Linked DNA regions of Homo sapiens: all the other regions are linked to region 1. Evidence: chromatin loops called from intact Hi-C (ENCODE). Cell type or tissue: dorsolateral prefrontal cortex. All regions are shown on one strand. Region 1 overlaps MIR9-2HG (MIR9-2 host gene). Region 2 overlaps MIR9-2HG (MIR9-2 host gene). Region 3 has its middle 42 kb from the start of LINC02060.

Region 1 (8,000 bases):
ACTCTGCGCCTAGCATTGGAAATGAAAGTGACATTTACGCCACAACCCACGTGTGCGCCTCCTCTCTTTTTGTTTAAGGATGATCAGGTCTATCCAGGAAACAGCTCTGGCATCCCAAACTGAAATAATTAGGACGTATATAGACCTGACAAAAATGGAAAGGGGGTGGGGAATCTGAGGGTCTGTCTTGCCTAATTGATTCCGCTAAACGGAATGCAGGAGATGTGAACGGCAGGACGCTCCGATTCCCACGCTCGGGGGCAAGTGATAAAGCGGGGCCGGGCAGCCTATGACAGACAGCCCTGTTGGGGGGTGGGGGTATGAAAAAAACATCAAGTGCACACACCATACTCATCTCCATCGCTTAAGAAAGTAAAGGCATTTCCCACCCACAGCCATCTGCAGCTTCCCAAATGGCAGCACCAACTGGTCTGTAGCTGCTACATAGTCTGCTTCTGTTAATTTTTTAACCACTGTTTAATCTGGCCATAATTAAGTTTGGCTTTCTTCGTTGTTTGAGATTTTCAGAATTCAAGGCAAGCTAGTAGAAAGCAATTCCAAGAAAGTCCCATGACTGCCTGCCCCTAATGTCAAAATCTCAGTCCATGAGATTATGGCCTTGTGACCACATTTTTGCTTTTGTTTTGGGTGGGCAAATGTGTATAGAGATAAAATACATATCTCTATATAACAGTCGTTATTATAATTTCATGAGGCTTTTTACCTCTTAACATGATACATCTAGGAACTTGGTCTAATTGTGCTAGTAGATATACACTAGAAGTAAAACTATAAAGTCATTAGCCTGTAGAAAGTTGATTATGATAACAATATGATAAAAAGTTTGTTTTGGAATAGTCTCAGCTAGATGGGTCTAAATAGCCATTTTAATGTAATCTAAAAATAACACTATGCCTAGCAGAAACTTTGGCGCTTTGGAGGTCCCCATTGTCGCCTTTTCATAAAAGTCCTTAAGTTTTCCATATGTCACCAAGCAAACATTTGTATAGGCATTTACACAGAAATATAACCATTGCAATTAGAAAATATCCAAAATAGCCTGTTATCTTCCACGTGGCCTAGATTATTGACAATCCCAAATATACAATTTTTCTTTAAAAGTAGTACAATTTCCTTTGTAGCTTCAATTCCTTATATGACTTCAGACTGGAGAAGCCTGTTAAACCACTGTTAGTTTCAGTTAGAAAGTCTGAGAGACTTTATACATAAATTCTCAATTTGGCTGCTGTACACGTGCCAGAGTTTTACTACTGTAGTGACCGTTGAGAAGACCCTTGTTTATTTACATTTGAAGCACTGTTTGTGCAAACAACCTTTCATTGTTAAGTGCCTGTATTCCTTTCATTTACTTCATGTCCAGGGGTGCTATTTACCTAGAACCATTGTCTACTACAATTAACATTTACATTACAAAGTGTGTGGTTTTCTTTTTCAAGGAGGTTCAATTAAGGCAATAAGATGTTTGCTGGAGAAACCTATTGTTTACTGAAAGCACTCAATGAAGTCAAATTACTGAAGCTTTTGCCTACATCTTGGTCTTTTATGTAAATATGTTAAATATAACATCTAAGGAAAATAAACAATATTATAATTATGTGTTTGCCATTGTCATATCAAACTTGCTTTGTATCATACTAATGTTACATAACTTATCGATCAATAAAAATACATTTCAATGTTATTATTTTCATTTTATTTTTTGCTGTTCCACTGCCCTTGGTGCAACATGTCCCAATTTTTCTTTTTTCTATTACACATCAAACTTCTGACATTTTGTTTTATTTGTGTGTGTTGAAGAGAGGTACTGTATCTGAGCATAGGTTTGAAGGGTGTTGGAAATAATCTGTACATTGACCTTATAATAAGGTGATATTTCTTTGAAACCCGTAATATTCCAAAGGCATGTACATTTAAGTCAAAAGAAGTGTAAATATCAGTTAAGTAGTTCTTTGAAACCTAGTTTTAACATTGGCAGAAACCGGATCAAGTTTATTTAGCATACCACTGCATTGTAAAACAGTTGGAGTGAAGTTGCAGGTTGCGTGAGTATGCATGTTAACTAGTGGGAACCAAGTGCAGTCTTTGTGAAAGGGGAGCAGCAGATTGCTGTGCAAGGCCAATGTTAAAAAGGCAGCTGAATTTAACACCATCTGGAAGAAAAGATCCCTTCACGACTTTCTCACACCGTCAGACAAAACTAGTGTCTCTTGTTCCGAGCCCTTGTCTATGCAACCATACAATACTGAGTCATTATACTTTTGCTGAGAGAAAATTTGAGAACACAATATGGGTAACCAGTGAATGACCAAGTTTCATTGTGCCCGCTTAAGTCGATTGAAATCTACGTCTAGAGCTATGAATGGTAGTATTGTTTTCCTCACCAGGGCTGTACTAAATGTCAGCACAGTGTAAAGAAAAACTGTAAAGAAAAGTCTGCAAATAACTTACCAAATCTCAATTATAATATTTTCCCACACTAGAACTAATATCATTGCGAGGGGCTACATTGCAGAAAATACAAAAAGAAACGAAAAGAAATAGTTCATTTAGAAGTTATTTTATCCAGACAAACATTTTAATTTTCTGATGGGAACTTCAATTCAGGCTTCAGGCTGGGATGAGAGGTGGAATTCAGTACTGGCGAGTTCAAATTACAAAAATTCTGCTTCTGCAATTAAAATACCATAAAACAAACACCTAGCCCCACCTGAAGTTCTCTATTCTTAAATATAAATGGACTCTATGTGGGTTTTACTACTTTAGTCCTGCATAGAATTGTTAGTGTGAATCTAGCTTAAATTTTGCTTTAAATTATGGCACACTGCTCTTTCAAAGTTTGCCACTGTGATTGACATTGCAAAAGAACATCATTTCCCAAAATATTTAAGAATATTCTGGCACCTCCCTAGGCGGATTCTGGCGTGCCCAGGAATACACTTCCTTTTTATGTTATGCCCCTCCCCCTACTTTCTAACTTTTTCCCCCTCATGATGTGTGTAAATCAGTTATCCTTCGGTTTAACATTCACGAAATCTATTTGACTGTAAACAGTCAGAAAAAGGAAACAAAACAGTTCAAAAAAAGTAAATGGAGTTGGTTGTGTATGTTTTACTAGGATGTCTATTTTAAATGTAATTGACTTTGCAATTTTGTTATTGTGTCACCAAGTGTCTCATAGTTCTTAACATGTAAGTGCAAAACAATGAGTAATTGCTGTTTTGCTGAATAATACATCTGAGTTGCCAACGTCAAAGGTATTATTTTGCGTATTTCTAAACAGGAACGTTAACTGCAGGTTTTGACATCTAGAATCTTTTCATGAAATACTTAGAAATAGGGTGATAAAATGATACCTGTAAAAGTAAATATAAAGATAGAACCCATTTATTTTCTTTACCCTACTTTGTTATACCAGAAAATTAACATTGAAAAGTCACTCACTAATCAAATAATAAAGGATATAGGATAAACATAGTCATACAAAAAATACAAAACAACAACAAAAATGAAAATTGGATAAAGGTTAAAAAAAAGATTCAGGAAGACTTCTTCAGTGTCCTTGCTGAATGTGAATGGGTATTTTCACTAGTATCAATCCCTTAATGAAGTTGCTATTATGCATAATAATGAGACATGCATTATTTACATTCAAAATGGAATATTTTCCAAAGTGACTGTTCTTTAGGTCACCTTGAACAGTAAATTTTCCACCACAAGAGTTCTTTGTGTTTATTTTTAAAATTAAAATAATTTTCTTATTTGGAAAAATATAAAATTCTAATTTGATTTTTGTGTAGCCTGATGAAAATTAAGAAACCATTTAAATTATAAGGAAGCCATATAGATGGATACATATAAATATTTTAAGATATTTTAGCATTTTAGGAATTTTGACTTTTCAAAAATGGAGAGATGAAACCAAAGGCTTTATTTTCCAATGTGGCTAGAAAATGAATGACAGTATGTAACTGTCTATGTATCTATTTTTTTCCTATGAATCTATACATCTGGAAATGTCACTGTGGTTTCAGAAAATTGATACCCTTTCCTCCCTAATGTGCTACAGTTAAGTAAAACACACCATAATATGTTGCATTTAGTGGGAACTGGGGGTGGCAGTGGTGAGATGGGCAACACAGGACAAGGTGTTCTTTAAGACTAAGAACTAATTAGAATCAGTTATTGAGTAAAAAAGATATCTATAATGCTGGGTCGATTGTTTTAACATGACTACTTCGAGATAGTTAAACAGGTCCTACAGCAATTGGGACATGTAAGGCAGTTCTTCAGTGTCTCTGGATTTTAATGGATGGCTTTGTTAACCCTGTTTCTTTGCTCATCGGTTCTTAACACAACTTAAACAACCTAGTACAGAAATCAGCAGAACCCTCTATTCCTGTTTGCTCAGAGAACCCATTTCACCCCTTCTGGGAACTGTTCGACTTATTTGTGGAATTAATTCTAAGATGGTGAATGGAAATGGAAAGTATATAGTTGTGATTGATATTAAGGAATATTTATCTGCCCTCAATCAGGGCTGCGAGAGTTAGTGCACTTCCTTAGAAAGGTGATGACCATGTTTGAGGTGGGAGCGTGTGGCTTTCCGCTTTTCAGCCAACTGCCAGACCACAGGGGGTAGGGCTTTTAAAAAGTGCAGATAATCGACTTTATTCAGGGAAATACGGAGTTTTGAGCCATATTTGTTCAAAAAGCAGCACATCACTGTGCTTGATGGTTTGACTTGGTTTTAGTTGAGCGCGGGCATAGCGCATTCTGGAGATCTAAAATTAGCCAGGCTTAGCAGCCGCCTTGCAAGGTACTTGGCGTGGGCGGTGCAAAGAGGAGACAGCCGACTCTGTGACTGGCTGCAGATGCGGTTAGGCTAGGCAGTGGCAGCAGCGAAGGCGGCTGGCCCGCCGCGGGGCAGGACGACGCCTCCCGGTGACCGCCAACTGCCCGAGTCCTCCTGCAGCTGCTGCGGCTCGCGGCCCTCGCCTGAAAGCGGGCGTCTGATTGGTGTTTCCCGGGAGACGGGCTCCTCTAGCTGATGGAGCTGGTGCGCCGGCGCGCGCGCTCCCGGGTTGGCGCGCGACTGGGAGGCCGGGGGCGCGCTGCGGCCCGGGTAGCAGGCTGGGAGGCCGCCCAAGTTTGCGCTAGCTCAAGTTCCCGTGCCCGCGCTCGGCGCCTTGGAGGCTGCTGGACACCGGCGCCGCGCTGCGGGGCTCGGCAGGGGCGGGTCGTCAGACTGTCCTTTGCCTGGCACGCTGAGCTGCGTCCGCGAAGGCTATTCCGGTTTTTTTTTTTTTTAAAATTATTATTTGCCAGCCTCTCGGCCCCTAATCAGCGACCTCGGTCACTGCCTCTGCGCCACCTCCGGTCTGCGGTTGCTTGGGAATCCCTGAGTTGAGCTTGTGAATGGGGGTGGCGTCGAGGTTTAGTCACGCCTGGACGTCGGTTAGAGGCAGGCATCTCCCAGCGGCCACCCCCTGCCACAGGGCACCTTCCTCAGGCGGCACGCAACTTGTGGTTAAGAAGCTTTCTTTTGCTGACACTCGGTGTCTCTAGTTTTGCCCAGGCTTCTTCCCTGGACGTGATCAATATCATTGATATAGATATTGTGTAACCCCCAAATCCCCCCTCCCCGCCACCACCACACACACACCGTTATTAACTTAGTGAAAAGCTGCTAACGGAAAGGGTCTCCCTGCGGGGAAGCTGGGTGGGGGGCGGGGGCGGGGAAGTTTTGCTCGGTGGCCGGCGTTGGTGAGCGCTTGCCACTCTGGGCCCTTCCCTGGGGCAACTCCCACTTCTACCCCCATTGCCCATAGGAGCTCAGGGCACATCTTACCCCATCATCAGATTTGCTGGAAATATTAATCTCCTTGTTGGGTGGATACAGTAGAACTTGTTCAGAGATTACTTTAAAAAGAGATCTGGGTCTTAAGCACTTACTAAAGCCAGTTAATAACATCATGCATGGACATTTAAACTTGTTGTAAGTTGCAGAGAGGATTAGCGGGAAGTCACGCTGTGCGCAGCTAATGATACCATCTTAACTCTAACTGGGCTAAATCCAACTCGCCCGGCACAGGTCCGGCTCTGCGGCCCTCGGGTGAGGCTAGGAAAGAGCGCCTTGGAAAGAGGTCTTGGAAAGAGGGCCGAAACTGGCGGAGCCGCCCCGATCCTTACTGCGGGTGACGGTCACTGGTCCTGGGAGGCCGCGGGCGGTCCTGCTGTTGCGTAGGCACGAGCCCAGGGACTGAGGCCCAGGCCTCCCGGTGCACACTGACACACCGCCGTCCGCGGGCTGAGCTTCAGTGACACCGAAGGGCACTGGCCAACATGTCAAAACAGTTTTGATTCCATGAACCAAAGGGCGCACAAGGTCTATTGCAAGCTCAGGTGAAGTCGTGGGACTCCAAAGGTAGTGGCTTTCTTGCTGCTGGTCGATTTGCATTACAGAGGCCGTTTACTTTCAATTCCACTTTTACAAAAGTAGTCAAGCTCTGTATTTCACAGGTAAATTTCGAAGGATATTATTAACAACTTCCTGTCATAGGCTTCCTCAACTACTTTCGGTCTGATTACTGTTTTAAAGCAGTTTGCTACCACTTTATGACAGGGCCAATGAGAAATAATCTTCAGAAAATGCTTCGAAAATGCTGCGTTATTAAAACACTTACCTAACAATATTCATTTAATTCTGTCACTAAGTAGCTGTCTGACAGATTTCGTGTTTTCTCTGAGTTTCTTTTAATAGTCACTGGCCCTCGGAAAACAAGTTATCAGGAGAATTTTAACTGCAACCTGGCTCTTGGCTTTTTTAAGTTTTAAATTCAAACTTGACAAGGTTAAGATTTTTTTTATTATATCATTAATAGCTAGTGGGAGATTGGAAAAAACTACAGACGCTAATCACTTTAATAGTTGGTGAAAACCTGTGAAAGGAACCACTTGAGAAAAGAGATGTGCGTAAAGAAAAAAAAAAGATAGACAATAAATACTTTCTCTGAATCAGGCCACAAAAAATGATCTACAGAATATTACCCAGAATGTCTCTTAAATCTTTGTCTTTTAGGGAAAAATGTCTTCCTACACACACAAATGTATACATATGAATGAAATTTACTGGGATGGAAAAATTTCTAACAAGTATGATTTAGAAATATTTTCACCGAATAAGTATCTCAAATATAATTACGTATTTATCAACACTGGCCTAATTAAAAATACTTCATATAATATATTTGGACATAATACCTTCATGAAGACAATAATAGATGTAATATCATTGAAATTCAGAATCTATGGACTTACTTCCTGTCAGGGTTAAATCTCTTGTATAGTAATAATAAAAGTGTACTTAGTCCTTATTTTTAATTCAATGAGCATTATAAGTTCTTGAAACTTGCATAAATATAATAGTCTTTGCGAGGAGCTCAAATAATAGATTTTAGGCCTTATTATTAGAAAGTACATAGTTTGTACACAGTCACTACCCAATATATATTACTTTAATGGATTGAGTTACCCTTGAAATATATGATGTACATACAAAGTTAAATTAGCATTGACTGATATTGGGAAGATGAAGTTGAGGGTATTGAGTGGTTTGTGGTATAGCTTGAAAACTGTTTAGACAAATTCATGGCAATGAATGTATGACAAATTCATGGCAAGTGGAGTTTGAAATGGATGGAAGAAAAATAATCTGATAGGAATTCATCTTTGGGGTTTGTAATATATACCTCTTGAGTGGTTCCAGTAGCGAAAATACCTAGACAGCAAGGATATAGGAATTAATTGACAAATTTGCATTTGCATTGTTTTATAAAGTAACTCTTATGACAATTTCTAGGTACGTAGATTAATATAAAAATAAAAAGTTTAGCTCTCCCCAAATAAAGTTAAAAATTGCTGAGTAGCTTAGATTTCCACACTGAAGACTCGTGCTCAATTATAGTCTAAAATCTCAGTTT
Region 2 (8,000 bases), 110 kb after region 1:
GGTTCCATTGGGGTAGGAGTTCTTTGCCTAATTTCTAGCTCTCCTGCAAGCTTGAAGTCATTTTGAATGCTACTGTGTTGACTATTTCTCCTGCAGAAGCCATTTTCTAAAACCAGTTATACTCATAAAAGCATCTTGCAGCTGATATAAGATTATATAATGTAAATTGCCAAGATGTGGGTGACTGCTCCCATCTCTAAAAAATCTAATTACGCATTTGGATTTTATTTTTATTAACTCTAGAATCAAAAGTTCCAAACTTAAGAAAAAGAGATTGGCTGAGTACAGGCAAATCTACAACACTGCATTCCCTACCATGTAGTAAAAAGTTAATGAAAAAAAAACGAAAACTTTCATCCTTAAGATACTTTTATTCTAGGAGCAATATTTTATTCTAATTAAACTTCACAGTAACCCAACAGGGGTAAGTAATGGGCGAATATTCCCTTTTTATAGGTTAAAAAATCAAGGCACAAGCAGGTTAAAGGAGACGCCAGCCAAAATTCACACAATGAGTCACTAACGGAACCAAGAAGACATGATGCTTTTTTCTTCCAAGATGGTGCCCTAGACATGTAGCCACTGTCACCATGATTATACATTTTGATAAATGACAAAAATTAGAAAAGCATCTTGGTCTAAATATCTGAAATGAAACCTACATTGTATATGTGGCAATTATCTTGGTGGAAACAAGAAATTGCTTGTATTTTCAAAAGCATCCTCCACAATATTTTATTTTTCCCATTTTCTTTGTATTCAAAAATATCTATTGTCCAATGTCAAATAAATGCAAATATTAACTGTGATACAAAGTAGCATTTGTGCCACTAGCCACTGGTACCATTAAAAACCTTCATGTGTGAATGGGTGTTTAATTAGGCTGTATTAGATTAATCCCATGTCTCCATTGGTTGTAACAAATGAAAAGATAGTGTGCACTGTCATGGGGATAGACATTTAAAGCTCAATGTAACTTTCATATTTTTCTATGTGATCGATCAGCTAGGACTTCCTTTTAATTTAATGAAAATTTGGTTTGTAAATCAGATAACCTTTTTAATTGCAAGAAATGCAAAGCAGGAATTTTTTTTTTTTTTTTTTTTTAAGGATTGACATTACCTTTGTTGTTTGATACATTAAAACAAGACCCATAAGGGACAGCTCTAAACAATGAACTTCATATAAAATAGATAAAAGCTTGCTCCTTGGGCCTACATAGAAATTCAGACAGAGGTTTGGAAAGAAAAGCCTAATACTTCTAATATGATAATACTGCCTAGGTAGCAGTAGAATATTTGTTATAAAAGGTCTTAAATGTCATTTCCTAATGACATTTTGAGGTAATTTTAACCACTCTTAAAATAATTGCATGTAGATTATAGTTATTGTATAAGAAAAGACTTGCCTCCAATTTAAACAATATTGGGAAGTCAAATATAAATTTAAGTAGTGAAACTTAATTTTTAAAACAGAAAAATATTCCAGCCGACACGTAAGTTTTGCTTTGTCACTGTACTGTATTCTGTTCAGTAGAACAAAGACCGGATGCATAATGAGCCAATGTAAATGAGGTCAAATCAGCAAAAGCATAGTGGGGGAGGGGAAGGTGTAAAATATGACAGTCAATATAATGACCAGGGAGTAGAGAATTTAAATGTTTAATGCCTACACATTCAGATTCATTTTTCTGTCATCGCTTTGAATGGGTAGACTGAGGAGCTTCAAAGTCCAGAATGAAAACATCATCCTGTGGACCAAAAGAATTATTAATATTATTTAATGGCACGGATATGATCTGCACTTACAATCATCTTCTTTCCATCACTCCCCACTGCCCCCCTCCACCCGGGGTGGGTCGGGGGAAAGAAAGGTGGTCATAATAAGAGATAATTAGAAAATGCTCTAAGTATTTATTTGGGGCTTTCTGTCTTACCCTCCTGCACTGCATGCCAGCTTCCCATCTCCCAGCCATGATGGAAGCTCAGAACACAATAGAAACACAGCAACGATATGAATTGCAAATACATGTGTATCTTTCCACACAACCTATCTTACTTACTCTTAATAAAATGAGTATCTTCTAAAAAATTTCTGGAGCTGTAAATTGCTTTACTATTGATGACGGGCTTTGGAAAAATACCACACATGCCTTACGATCAACTAGACAGAGTTGTGTTAAACAGAATTGCTTAGCTCTTGTCTGTAAATTACTCCCCTCCCTCTCCAATAAAGGAATGAATCTTGCTTAATAATCTGTACTGCTTAGCATGTGTTGCAACTATACATGTGCAAATCTGGGTATTTTATATATCCCACACTTTAGGACTATAACAAGCCTTTATCGTAATGTTCTCATATTTAACATTTTCCTACATAGAACGTGAATTTTCAAGAATACTGGCATAAAGATCATTTAATGTATTGTCCCCTGCCATCGTATTTTCTCTCATATGCAGGTCCAAAATATTGCTGTCTTGAAAGATATTCATAAAATTCATTTCAGTGTCTAGCCGACTTAACACATAGTAATTAAACTGGAGCTATAAACAGCAAATGTACATAGACTTCTCTGATTTCAATGTTACATTAAACTAGTGAATATTAATCCCTAAAAATAAGTGCATTGATAATATGAAGGTAGAATTCTATGCGGGGAAGGGGAGTGGGTAGATGGGAAATGGTTAGAGAATTATTGTAAAGTAAGTTAAATTTCTGATTTTGCTGTTAATTAAATTATTCAAAAGACTGTTTTTACAGCTTGAAAAAAAGGAAAAAGAGACTTATTTGGCACTGGCAATGGCTACTAAAAGGCTGCTGTTAAACTAGCACCAAGAATGGGAGGGGTATGTATGTTGAGGGCTGGGGGAACACAGGAACTTGAATACTTGCTTTGTAAATATTTAAGTTTTTTGCAGGCTAGCATCTAAAGAAGAAATAAAATATTTGCCTTTTACCTTTGAACCCTTTCGTGAAATATCCTAATGTTGCCAAATGTGAATATAGTGAACTTAATCAGCAAATTTGACTTAGATTTATGAACTTTTTCATTCTAAATGCATTTACATATACACAAGCACATATATGTTCATAAATTTATTTTATTACATCCATTTTGCACAAACGGAACCTTAAGCAGTTGAAGTACTAAAAAAGCCAATCAAAATACTCTTCATATATCCTTAAGTCCATAAACCTCTTTAAATTGTCTCTTTTAAAAAACAGCTAAATTATGGAAATGCAGTCTGCATTACAGAATATTTGCCAGTTATATCTTGATTCTTATTTGAAACTCCCACAAGAATATAGGCATGACAGTAATATAAACCATAGAAACAGGCAAAAAAAAAGTAGAACACAGGGACTTGTAAATAAATCCATGAATATCAAGAAGCACAGATGCTGAGATTATGCATTTTTACCAGTACAGTTCTGTGCTTGTAAACTATAAGACCAGACATTTGTAAGATGCCGTGTAGCAGGCCCTGCTGAGGGCGGGAGAGGTAGGAGAGACTCTGAGAAAGGTGGGGCGGAGGGAAGAAGGGAGGGAAAATGAGTGAGAGGCAGAGAGAGAGAGATTGAGAATAAGGAGGGGGACACATAGCCAGACACAATAACGCATAATAATGTTAACATTCCTGCATGTCTAATGGCTTAAATATGCTGAGTGCCTCACTCCAGCCCCACACCACAGATGATGTCAAAGAACCATTTAATATTTTATCAACAGTCCTTCTTTGAACCAAAAAAATTTTTTTTCTTTTAAAAGAGATTCAGGGGTTTCCTAGCATGAAAAAAATTAAATGCCTTGAAAGGCAAAATTTTAAGACAAAACAATATTTGTGAATACCTCATGTTCAGCAAGATTCACACCATTCTCCAATGCATCTTACATTATTTACATCTTAGCAATGTCAACATGTCTTATTTACCAAGGAAACATAAAATCATATTTTAGCTTCTTTTCTTTAAACATTAGTAATGTATGGCTATTTTTAAAATGTAAAAAAACCTATTGATTGAATTATTATTATAATATCAGTTGGACTTTTAGGGGTTTTTTTTGGTGGAAAATATTGTTTTCTTGTTTGACGGATACTATGCCTGTAACAAAGAATGACTGAATTGTCTTAACAAAGAAGATGAAGGCTGTATGTGTTAGTTACAATAGAATAACCACCTTCCAGATCTCTTAAATCCACAATATATGTAGTGTGGGTCCTGAGTGGCTTTTGTTTTCAATGTCTTTTGTAAGCTTTTAGGTTTTTTTCTGCATCAAATGTCAAGTTAATTTACAGGGCGCTATTACTGATATGTTTCCTTGGTTTGTGGTTTTCTGTGAAAGGCAGGCAGCTGAGACCAAGTCTTAGGCTGCGGGGGAGGGGCAGCCAGCGAGCCCATAACACATACACAGTGCCAGGGTCTGTAAATTGGCTGCCTGTATGACAGCGGGCCCAGGGAAACCTCTAGTCTTCATTTGCATGCTGAAGAATATCCAGGATTAAACCGGACTGATTTTCATACAGGATTTAGACCTGACATTTATTATTCGGTTCACAGACCTCTTGAAGGAAAGTTTGTTTTCCACTCATAGATGAAAAATCTTCTAAGATAAATAAAGTCTGGCTTAGCAGTAACAGTAAATAAATATCTTTCCTGTATTTCTTATGAATTTATCATATATGATTGCCAGACAGATGTTTGCCACCAAATTATTATATTTTGCTCTTTAACAATTTTGAAGAAAAATATCTATCAAGCCCCCATGCTTGCAGTGTTTATAAAATGTATTCATTTAATTCTGGAAGTTGATTTTTCATAAATAAAATTCAGAGACAGACACTTGATTTTTAGAACAAATTAAAACAATATTGGAGCGGTAAAATACTCCAAAATGCTTAATTTTGCATCTGCTTTATGTGTTTTTATGAGCACAGAGAAGATTTTGGTTGTACTGTAAGCATCCATTACGTACTTTTATATAAAACATGAAAATTATAAATGAATGCTACATATGAGCCCTATCTACTAAATTTATAACATAGATAGTTCATTTCCATTGCCAAATAGGTCCATAAAGTATTCTGGTGTCTTTCAACATTTAGGTATTAATTGTTTGTCCAGACAAACACTTATAATCCAATACTTTGGCAATATTTTAACTAAACCAAGATTTAATTTCTAAAGTTCAAACAAAACATATTTTGACATGCTACCAATATGAAGAAGCATGATAGAGCTGCTTTACATTTTCTAAAATGCATTTTTGATGTGGACCAGAATAAAGACTTCAAATAGTGATTAAGCAGGCCCAGAAGAAATTTAGGATTCCTCATGTATTAATAAACAGTATAGATTTTAAAAGTCATGGAAAATATACTTTATATATTTAATAAACGTAAGGTAAAAATAATACAAATGTCAGTAATTAAACATATTATTGTTCCTGTCAGTGCAGATGGAGGAAACACTATAAAATCTGCTATGTATTTGAATTTTTAATGTGTCAATGGAACTTTTGAAAATGTGTTCTGGTATTGATTTCTTTATGAATATTAACTTATTCATAACAAATCTTAAATATGTAAAATATAAGATATATTTCTTGGAAATTTGTCTTTGTTTTAATGTTGCATTTTATTATAAATATACATATGAATCACATTTACTTCCTCAAATGAATTTATGATATACCCAGTAAGAAGTATATATTATTGAAGTTTTAGATAGAATATATCAATGAATTTTTTAATGGTGAGATATCAGTATTGTATATACCAATCAGTTTATTAACCAAGCATTTAATAAATGAACATAATGAGTCTGTCTAGTTTTGCCTTGATTCAATTACCATATAAGAACATGCACACAAATGATCTGACTGTACCAAAAATTAGGGACAACCAAACAGTAGAAATTATTGTGAAAAGATTTTGGTCATCTTGTGTATAGAAGTATTTCTGCCTTATATGTATGTAAATTGCAAATGTTAACATAAATATTATTGTAAAATGTGTCTACACATGCAAAGTGAAGAGAATCAAGGCAATTATTTGAACAATTCAGGATAAACCCCTCACTTTTGCTTGCAATAGATAATTGAGGCAAAAGTGTTTTTCCCTTGAATTATCTGGATGATTGCATCAATTCTTCACTTCTCTTTATACATGTATATAGACATGGCAATCGTGTGTCTTCAGAAAGTGTCACTTTAAGAAACATGCAAATGCAGAACACATTCATTGAGACATCGCTAACTTATAGGCTTAATATACCACTGAACTTGTTTATTAATCAAATTGGGACCTTAAAAGAGAGGAAGTGTTAAATATATTTTTCTAAGCAATTATTTCTAAAGCAACATACAGTGATATTTAGATGTAACATACAATTATACATGCATCATGCAAACTAGGTTTCTCCAACCTACTCTGGCATACTAATGCCCCAGTATTCCTCATTATTATTTCTATCAGCAGTATACTTCCACAGTAGGCCCTGCTAATTGTATGAAGAGTATTCACGATGGTGTGTTGCCAATATAGTACTGAGGAACATTTAATTGCGAAGGTTTGACCCTCAGCCCGAAATCCTGAAAGTATATGCTAGAGAAAAAGGAATTCTGAATTCAGTTGGTTGGAATGAGGAAGATCATTTTCAATCAAGCCAGTTTTTAATGACTTTATTGTTAACACCCTTAAAAATATGGCTGATACAATGACTTGCATGCACACAGTTATTTCGTCTTTTTAGTGACTGCATGAGAAATAGGTATTAATTGCTCTGCCATTTAAAATTCTCGATACAATTCACATTTACTCACTTTAAACTCAAGATGTCTCTCAATCAAATTATGGGGCTCTTTATATCTTCAATGTAATTAGGATTGTACAGTATTCATGACAAACATACTGAACAAGGAAGAGGATTCCTACTTGGTAATCATTGTAAATATGAAATTGTCAAGCTAGTCCTAATTAGTCACTGAGATAAAGATTATATGCAAGTCTCTAAGAGGTGCTACAGACTAAGAACAAAATTCAAAAATACCACAATTAGATTATTGTTTCAAATGCTTATGCTTAATAAAGTTGGTGGACCATGTTTGCCAAATAATTTTGTCAGGCAAGCGGTCATAGTTTAAAAGTAATTAAGCAATTCAGCCTCATCGTAAAATGGCACCTGCAAATGTCCATGCTTTTGTTGGTTTGGAAATGTGTAAGATGCTCAATAAAAAGTACTGCCTAAGAAAAAATTCAGTATATGATACTTTTTAAGCTTCAACAGGTAGAGAATCATTTTTAAACTTGCCTTTAAAAAACATTGTAGTGAAGCATTTGATTGTTTAACATTTTTATTATTCAAGTTCTTACCATTTCACACTACTCCCTGGAGAGGGGCCAAGAAAATATTAAAAATACTATAGAAATATAAAGGATAAGATATTTGTCACACTCATTTAAATTGATGTATGCTGCTGTCCTATAAACGTCACATCGGATAACCCTGAAAAATTACCATGAATCTCCATAATTACGCATATTCATGATGGTGTTTTGCATAGTGCTAACAGCAGACTGCATGTGAGGTGGGACGTGAAGGGGGGTGGAAGTGATGTGACAGATTAAAATTATTACCAATATCATTGAAATAGACATAGCAACAGTTCCATTTTGTTAGGTCTTAGAAAACAAAAGCATATCATAAAATCTCATAGTAATTAAATAACTAGAAATTTTTCTCCTACATATTTTACTATAAAAAGTTAACAGCAAAAAACTGACTAGAAATATCATTGTTACTTGAAATGTGCTTGCATTTATCATAGACTCCTAGGTACAGGGACACAGCAACTGAAAGGAGACAGAGCTTTTTAACTTTTTTGAGAGACAGGGGAGAAGGGAGGGTGATGGGGAATTTTTAAGCCTTCCAAAGTACACCTGTGCGACTTATATGGTTAGCAAGCTCCGATGAGCTGAGTGCAAATCACGTAGGTACAT
Region 3 (8,000 bases), 180 kb after region 1:
TATAACTGTCATCAGTGCATGCATGTTCATGGGTACATTATTTTAAAAATATTTCTTTAAGGACTGGTTAATTCTCTCTCATACTTCAGTCCCCTCCCCCACCCTCATCTTTGCATTAATTTGTCTACCCTAGCAATAAGTGTATGCTTTAATCATATATATTTAACCTACTCAGGGTTTCTAAAAGGACATATTTATGTCTTAGAAAACCAAAGTGATTTCACTTTGTTCTGACAGAACAACGTACATTTCATTCAAGTGTCTTTTTTTAGGTGATACTCTTAGCAAGGGATTTTATTTACTGAATGACATTTCTGCTAACCTGGAAGGGAAGATATCCATTCTTCAAATACTGTCATTACCAAGCTTTAAAAAGACTTGATTGTACCATGTTAGGGAAACAGTGTCAGATTTTCCATCAAACTTTCTCCCACTGTAATAACTGAGCATAAAAATGAACTTCGAGTGATGAAATGACTACAAAGCAAATTAATGCAATCAAGTCATTAGTAACAACTCTGTCCATATCTGTTAAATATTTTCAAACTATTCTAAAAAAACACACCCAGAAGGCAAACTAACAGTGAATAGAAACAAAATGGTCAGCAGCGTGTGTCGCATGTTATTTGAATGGAAAGTAATTTATCGCGTCTGAAATAAAAGCTGTTTATTCTTGTGTTTCACTGTCTGTAACAATCTTTACCATTTATCTGTGAAAAAGTGAGAAACTGTACCGTTATTAGCATATGAATACTTGACACATCAAATTGGCTGTACAATAACAGAAGGACATTTGCTATTGGTGTATGCACACAGACAAAGCAGCCATTTTGAAAAAAATTGAAATGGTGTGGGTGGTTTAACCCTTTACTTATCTTGTAGGTTTCCCACTCCTGATTTTGACCGGAACAGTTTGGCAGTTAGAATCAGAATATTTTTATAGCAAATAAAAGTAATCACGGGCCATTATGTTCATGATAATTACGTTGATACATTCACTCTACTAGAAAAATAGAAGCGGAATGACAATAAAAGAGTTTGTGTGAGTGTGTGTATGTGTGTGTACATGCATGTGCAGGGTGGGGGAAGGGAGTGGAGGCCGGCAGTGTGTGGAGGGTGCAGCAATGAAACAATGCCTACGTACAGTTTTATTTCATGGCAACAACATACTGGTCCTTGGGTCAGATGTGTGAAACTATTTCTCAAAGAAACCGCATACATAATTGAGGCCCTCCGAAGGGTTCCCAGTTGAAGTTGCCAGGCTACATTCATTTCAAAAGCAGAGCCATTTGTTATCATATTTAAATTAACTCTCTGCACACTGAACTTGAATTTTAGAGTCCTGCTTACTTATAATTCTTAAAATAGTTGAGAAAGGGGAAAACATGTGTCTGGAAAATGGAAATAAGGTAGTCCCCACAAGGGACAGCAGTGGTTCTCATGCAGGCCTGAGGTGAAACAGCCTTTTATAGCTTAAATTTAGAAAGATCTGTTTGGAAACACTAGAAACAAGTCTTTATTTTCTCATGCAATTTTTTGTATAGATCCAGATGCAAGATTGTTGCAAAATCTTGTCATTTGTAATCTGTGTGTCAGCTAGGTTTTTACCCTTATCAATGTACTAACCTCATTCCCTTTCCTGCTCCCCCAGATTATTCTTTGCCGTGAGATTTAGAATAAGATAATTTCTAAAGTTGCACAAAATTTAAACTATTTTAGTTTAATATGTCAGTTCAATCTTGGCTATAATAAAATACACTTTTTTTTCCCTAATCTGTGAAACTTTACGCATTATTTTAAACAAAGTTTATGCAACTCACTAGATAAATGTTTTGATAATTTTGCCAATTGCTGATACATTCATTCAAACAAACAACTCAGTGGAAATCAAAACATGTAAACTGACTTGTGTTGGGACCTTGCTATAACTGCACAGAGGAAAAACTTTCCAAATGAAAATACTGTGCATGTTTTTTTTTACAAGATGCACAGAGACATGATTGCACATTATTTTGTCTGTTAAAAGTGTTTAAAGTTTAAGCTATCTCCATTGTTAGAATGTTCTCCATTACCTGAGTTGGTAAAATTAATCATGGGACAGACTTTCATTCTTGCTAAGTTTGATACATAGAACTAAATAGCCCATTCTGAATAATCCATGTATTTTTTCTTCTCTTTTGAAATACAAGTTTAAAGGTTTTAATCACTATTCCCTCCTCATTATAGGACACTAATTTGTTATGATTAAGAAAACCTGTGTTCATCATTGTAAGGAAAATTTAGCTTTTTAGACTGCAATGCATAGTAAAATTTCATTTGAAGGCAATAAAAAAGAAACAAAAAATAAAACAAAACAAAGCAAAAAAGTACAATGAATATAAAATACCATTAAAAGCTGTAATGTTAAAAGTAATCTTCCAAATACCTACCGAGTCTCTCATATAACATAAAGAACATCTTATTGTTCTCTTTTTAAGTAATTAGTACTTGTGAAGTCCTACTATAGCCATAGAAAGCAGAAACTGGTCATCTTAATGACATCTATTAATAATATAACAATTGATAGGCAACATGAAAGTTGAAAATAAGTTACACAATTTTAAATTCCTTTAAAATTGTTGAACGAACACATACAAAAAGTGTCTATTAGTCTTTCTTTTCTTCTAATAAAATGTGGTGTTTTAAAACCACAATCCATTTGCTTATTTAAAGTTCTGTGTGGCCAACAATACTACACGGTTAGTATGTCCTCTCAAGTGCTCTTTGAGAATCTTGTTTACTTATTGGAGGAAGTGATGTACAACACTGCAACATGCAGAGCAGTACTAGATCTTTCTTCTTCTTTTTGTTTTTGCAACTGTAATATGAGATTAAAAGTAAGAAGCTAAATCTTATTAAACAGCAGAAGCTTTTCAAAGATAAAACATAAACTTTATGGGAACATATAAAAGTTGCTTGTGGTGATACATTTCTGCTATTTCAAAGCTTTATCCAGGTTCATACTGACTATACATAGTTATAAATGTTAGAAAAATTAGGATAGATAAAACTTTGTAAATTCTTAGATTGGTTCATAATACAAATAATGTAATTTGGCTGGGTCAAAATTGAATCATTAATAATATCAGTTTCACAGCTAATACTTATATCAAACACTGGTCCTCTTTGAAAGCTTCAAGTTATCTTTCTTATGTAAAGTTCTCTTAAAGAAAACTGTTATATGCTCCAGGGGATTATTAACATATTTGTCAATTAACATTTAAAAGCCATTTATGGCCAACAGTTTGTCCCTATTGCTATTTTGTATTTTAAATTAGAATATTTTAATTAATGTACAGGACAGAAACTTTTAAAAAATAAAATGTAAAATTTCCTTTTTTGTTTGCTAAAGAGGTAAGTTTTTCTTATTCTGCAGAATTATTTTAAAATGTGTAATTATTTCAAAGAACCTAAGTATTGTGTAAATAACCATTTTCCCCCTCATTGGTCACTAAAATTACTCACTGAGTCTGACAAGATTCTATTTAAAGTTCCATTTTGGAATATTTCAAAATATGCTAAGCTTTTCTAAATCCAAAATTAAAATTTGAACTCAAGTGATTATTAATGTTTGTTTCATTAGCTAATTCTGTCAATCATCATAGAATTAAATTTGGAGATGACTAGATGTCAACATACCTCAAATCTGATGGCTCACCTATTTGGTACCCTCATTATCTTGACATTCAGTGTTTTTGGAAATTACCTACTAGGAGAAAAGCAACTGTGATATGACTGCAAAATGTCTCATCAATATTTACTGCAAAATGAAGAGATTAAGTTTTGAAAGTATAATGAAAAATAATTGTCTTCTCCTCCCCCTTTTTTCTCCCTCTCTCTTGCTCTCTTCCCATCTTTTACTTCTTTCTCGACCTCTGTTTCCTGCTTATTTCTCCTTTCTGAGCCTCTTAAGCTAAGCCAATCGACTCATAGGCAGCACGCTCTGGAGAAACTGGCACACATATGGCAATGAACTGGTTTGGTAAACATATGTCTTTGCAGGCATTGGATGTCTTGCCAGGAATGAGATATTCCATTTTGGGGAATGAGGGTGGGAAATGCTTAACCACCTACAGATGTTTTGCATCAAAAGCTAAAGAATTGCAGTCAAAGAGCTGCAAAATGTGTAATTTGGAATTTTTCCAGGTTTCTTTTTTTAATAAGAAAAAAGTTAACAGCTTTCCTATTCATCTCTTTTGAGAAAATTTACAGTCGATTCCCAGTTCTGCCCCATTCTAAAGTAAGGACAAAAGACTGAAACCGAAGCTGTCCATCTGCTCCATAACAGTAATGTTATAATGGGTGCTGTCCATTTTTATGCTATTGCTCATGTGTGCCCAGGGGACTGGAACTATTTAATTCACTGACTTCACAGCTCTGTTGTGTGTCACAAAAGGTTAAAAAAAAACCAACACACTTTTTAGCACCCTGTTTACAAGGACTCCCTGTAAACCTAACTGAAGTAACAGATTCCCACCCTGCCCCCCATCCTAGCTCCCTCTAGTTTTCCTTCTAATTTGGTGCATTCAGATAACAGGTAATAGATGGAACTCACACCATTATTGACTTGTCCTGTGCAAATAGTGGATATTTCAAATCTGCTGTGAATGTTACTTTCAAAAGCCCACAAATTCCAGAAGTAGATTTGAAAAGGAAGATGTTTGCCTTTAAGATTTTAGGATTAGACAACTCTGTTTTCCCAGAAGTCCAAGAATTAATGCTCTAGATTAGCAGAGAGTTAATGAAAACCTGCAGAGGAAGACCGATGACTTCTATTCCTCTCCACCAGGCAGGGGCTGAGCAGTCCATGCACAGCTGGTGCATGCTGGTGTTTTGCCAAGGCCGTAATGAAGCGTGTGCACTCCAGGGCATTTTCCTGGAAAGATAGAGGTGGCCAGAAAATATCCACTTGGTTCCATTCTATGGTCTTCTCAGAGCAGTGGTGCAGGGTGTTGAAGCTGGCACTCATGTTTGCTACCGAAGAGAGAATGTGGACATGAAGTTGAGGGGGTTTCTATCTATTCTCCACCAAGGAGGGCCTCAATAAGAATGTTTCAGTATATCAGATCCTTTCCGCAGCCCATTTGTGATCATGTGTTTCTGTAATATTTTTGATAATTAAAATATTAGCCATAAATAATGCACTATCCAGATGCAGTCATCACTTTCACTTTGGTACCATTAATCAAACTTTTCACTTCTCTATGGCAACTGTGAAGATATGTCTATATACCCTTGAAAACTAGTTTGTGTGTGAACAGGCTTAAAGGGCAGTGAGCCTCTCCTCATATGCCATTTAAAAAATATTATTATTTAAAAAAAAAATCCCAGCACTTTGGGAGGCTGAGGCAGGTGGATCAAGAGATCAGGGGTTCGAGACCAGCCTGACCAACATGGTGAAACCCCATCTGTACTAAAAATACAAAAATTAGCTGGGCATGGTAGCAGGTGCCTACAATCCCAGCTACTCAGGAGGCTGAGGCAGGAGAATTGCTTGAACCTGGGAGGCGGAGGTTGCAGTGAGCCGAGGTCGTGCCACTGCACTCTAGCCTGGACATCAGAGCGAGACTCTGTCTCAAAAAAAAAAAAAAAAAAACAATTTTCTTAATTTCTTTTTTCTGTAACAATAGCAAGTATTTATTTTGTATCCACAGGTTACAGGAAACTACTGGATGCAGCAAGCATCTGAAAACAAATTAGAAACGCTCTCTGACCTTAGAGAAATTCTATAACATTGTATATTTATCAGTTAGCACTTCTCAAACTCAATTTGTTCATTTGTTCATTCATTCAAACATTTCCTGAGAATCTGCCATGTGCTAAGCACCTATTCTGAAAAATGTTAATAAGGGCATCTCAAAAAATGAGTTCTGTTGTCTAATAAGTTTGGGAAACACTGCATATTATATTTCCTTTCTTTGAGATATAATAAGCACATGCTATGTATCAGGCAGGCCCTGTTCCGCTGTATTAATACATCTGAAAAATCCTTTATTTCACTTATATTTTCCCATAATTATTAGAACTTATTTTTCCCTCCAACCCCCCCTCTCCAAAACAAAATAAAGTAGTAACATTGGAATCCTAGAGTACTGAAAGATGAAGCTTGACATTCATTTGTGTAATACAGACAAAAGAATGGCAGTTAGAACAATTCTTGTTGCATTCATTTCTTTCTTTTCTTTCTTTTTTTTTTTTTTTTTGAGACGGAGTCTCGCTCTGTCGTCCAGGCTGGAGTGCAGTGACGCGATCTCCACTCACTGCAAGCTCCACCTCCCGGGTTCACGCCATTCTCCTGCCTCAGCCTCCCCAGTAGCTGGGACTACAGGCGCCCACCACCACGCCTGGCTAATTTTTCATATTTTTAGTAGAGACGGGGTTTCACCGTGTTAGCCAGGATGGTCTCGATCTCCTGACCACGTGATCCGCCTGCCTCAACCTCCCAAAGTGCTGGGATTACAGGCATGAGCCACCACGCCCGGCCCTATTGCACTCATTTCTAACGGTAATTCTAGCAGACTTGTTACCCAGAGTAACATTAGTAGGAAAATAGGGGCATTATACTTCTTGAATCCGGGTTCTTTAAAAAATAAAAATTCTGGATGTGTCAAGTTTGAAAACTAGAATCTTAGAACTAATGAGCACATTGTGAGAATACTGTAGATTACAAAACTGATTTTTAAATATAAATAAATTTTGATCAACTGATTCAACCAGGTGGACAAAGGTAGAATTTATTTCTAGAAAAAATTGATATGATGTGTTCTGCCAAGGCATAAAGCTTTCTTTCAACAACATATTGAACCTCTCTTAAAAATGTAGAGATATGTTAAATTCTTAGAAGCTGATGTTTGAGTGATCAATAAAAAAATCCTGAAACTTGTCTAGCCAGTGTCTAGAGACAGACTAAGATAACAGGATATTCTCAACTTCTTACTTTTTAATTTTAAAGTTTTGTTTTTATTCCATGAGAGGTAACTTTACAATGAAATATGTTTTCTTTGTGCATGGCTACTTTTTATGGACCTCATAAATTGGTGCTCAGGATAACTGGCAATTTTGGCTATCAGTTCAACTTCTGATGCCATACTGAAGGAAATTAAAATATGTACTCAAAAGAATGTGACAGTAACAATGATATTCTATAGATTTACATGATTTATGAAGAAGGATCCAATTGGAGTTTATGAATCTTCCAAAAAGACCTCACCATGGAACTATTACTATTATCTTTCTGATATTCTACTGAAAATGAAATACATTTACCAATTCTCCAAAGGCAATTTCTCTTCACCTCAAATAAGTCTTCCTTATAGGTCATATAAATAGAATTAAACCGGTTTATAATGTTTCCTTTTGTTTTCCTACCGAATGAACTCATTATAGCCAGCCCATTAGAAAATGAAATTAAAGGATTTAATTGTCTGTGCATATTAAATATATTTATAATTTATAAAAATAAATATTCTGAGATTGAGTAAATAATCTGCAATAATAGAAATGTGCATGTTGACATACTAGAAATACATAAGGTGATGCAGACACATAGCACTACAATATACAATACGTACCTCTATGAAGCATGTAGAAATTTCAGAGTCTAGAATCTAGACCAAACAAGGGCAAAAATGCGTTCTGGGAAACACAGGTGGAATTGCTAGTAGATTATAAATGGCAATTTAGTTTATTTAGACAATATCTTTGGATGAAATATTGCATTTATGATAATGAGGGAAGATTTACAACAATTAGCATGGTGATCTCTTGGAATGGGCATTCCTCTCCAAGGGGGAAAGTGTATTTGAAAATGTGTCTTTACACTTTCGGAATAACATGTTTCAAACTTGCCTTACTGACAGCTGCCACTTATCAACAGTTTATGTGAAATGAAGAATCAAGTTAACAATTTAACACTAATTAGAAGCATAAACAAAACTAATGATCCAGTAAACTTAACAAAG

The links. Hi-C counts contacts between places; a loop is a spot of excess contacts. Peaks named below come from ENCODE experiments on the same cell type or tissue, not always from the same donor. Only the 100,000 strongest peaks of a DNase experiment are listed, where the experiment ranks them.
Region 2: a loop joins it to region 1, with 4 times the contacts of the local background. A loop is called at or near these places in 5 of 110 quality-filtered maps.
Region 3: it touches region 1 in a loop (4-fold over the local background); 4 of 110 quality-filtered maps call a loop at or near these places.

What each region holds. Positions count from the first base shown.
Region 1 is chr5:88,658,147-88,666,146 of GRCh38, reverse strand. The region is part of intron 2 of MIR9-2HG (MIR9-2 host gene); the gene reads left to right. Among named protein-coding and RNA genes, the nearest start is that of MIR9-2, 4.8 kb to the left of the region's middle. RefSeq lists enhancers at 854-1,676, 1,677-2,500, 4,325-5,150, 5,747-6,258, 6,259-6,772 and silencers at 4,616-4,695, 5,016-5,205. In dorsolateral prefrontal cortex, a CTCF peak has its summit at 4,986; DNase peaks (open chromatin) are centred at 39, 4,996 and 6,246; H3K4me3 peaks cover 6,951 bases; H3K27ac peaks cover 8,000 bases.
Region 2 is chr5:88,552,173-88,560,172 of GRCh38, reverse strand. All of the region lies in intron 2 of MIR9-2HG (MIR9-2 host gene), which reads left to right. Among named protein-coding and RNA genes, the nearest start is that of MIR9-2, 110 kb to the left of the region's middle. In dorsolateral prefrontal cortex, no CTCF peak of the experiment used is centred here; a DNase peak (open chromatin) is centred at 4,402; H3K4me3 peaks cover 2,439 bases; H3K27ac peaks cover 312 bases.
Region 3 is chr5:88,477,320-88,485,319 of GRCh38, reverse strand. No RefSeq gene overlaps it. Among named protein-coding and RNA genes, the nearest start is that of LINC02060, 42 kb to the right of the region's middle. In dorsolateral prefrontal cortex, no CTCF peak of the experiment used is centred here; a DNase peak (open chromatin) is centred at 4,869; H3K4me3 peaks cover 3,121 bases; H3K27ac peaks cover 2,854 bases.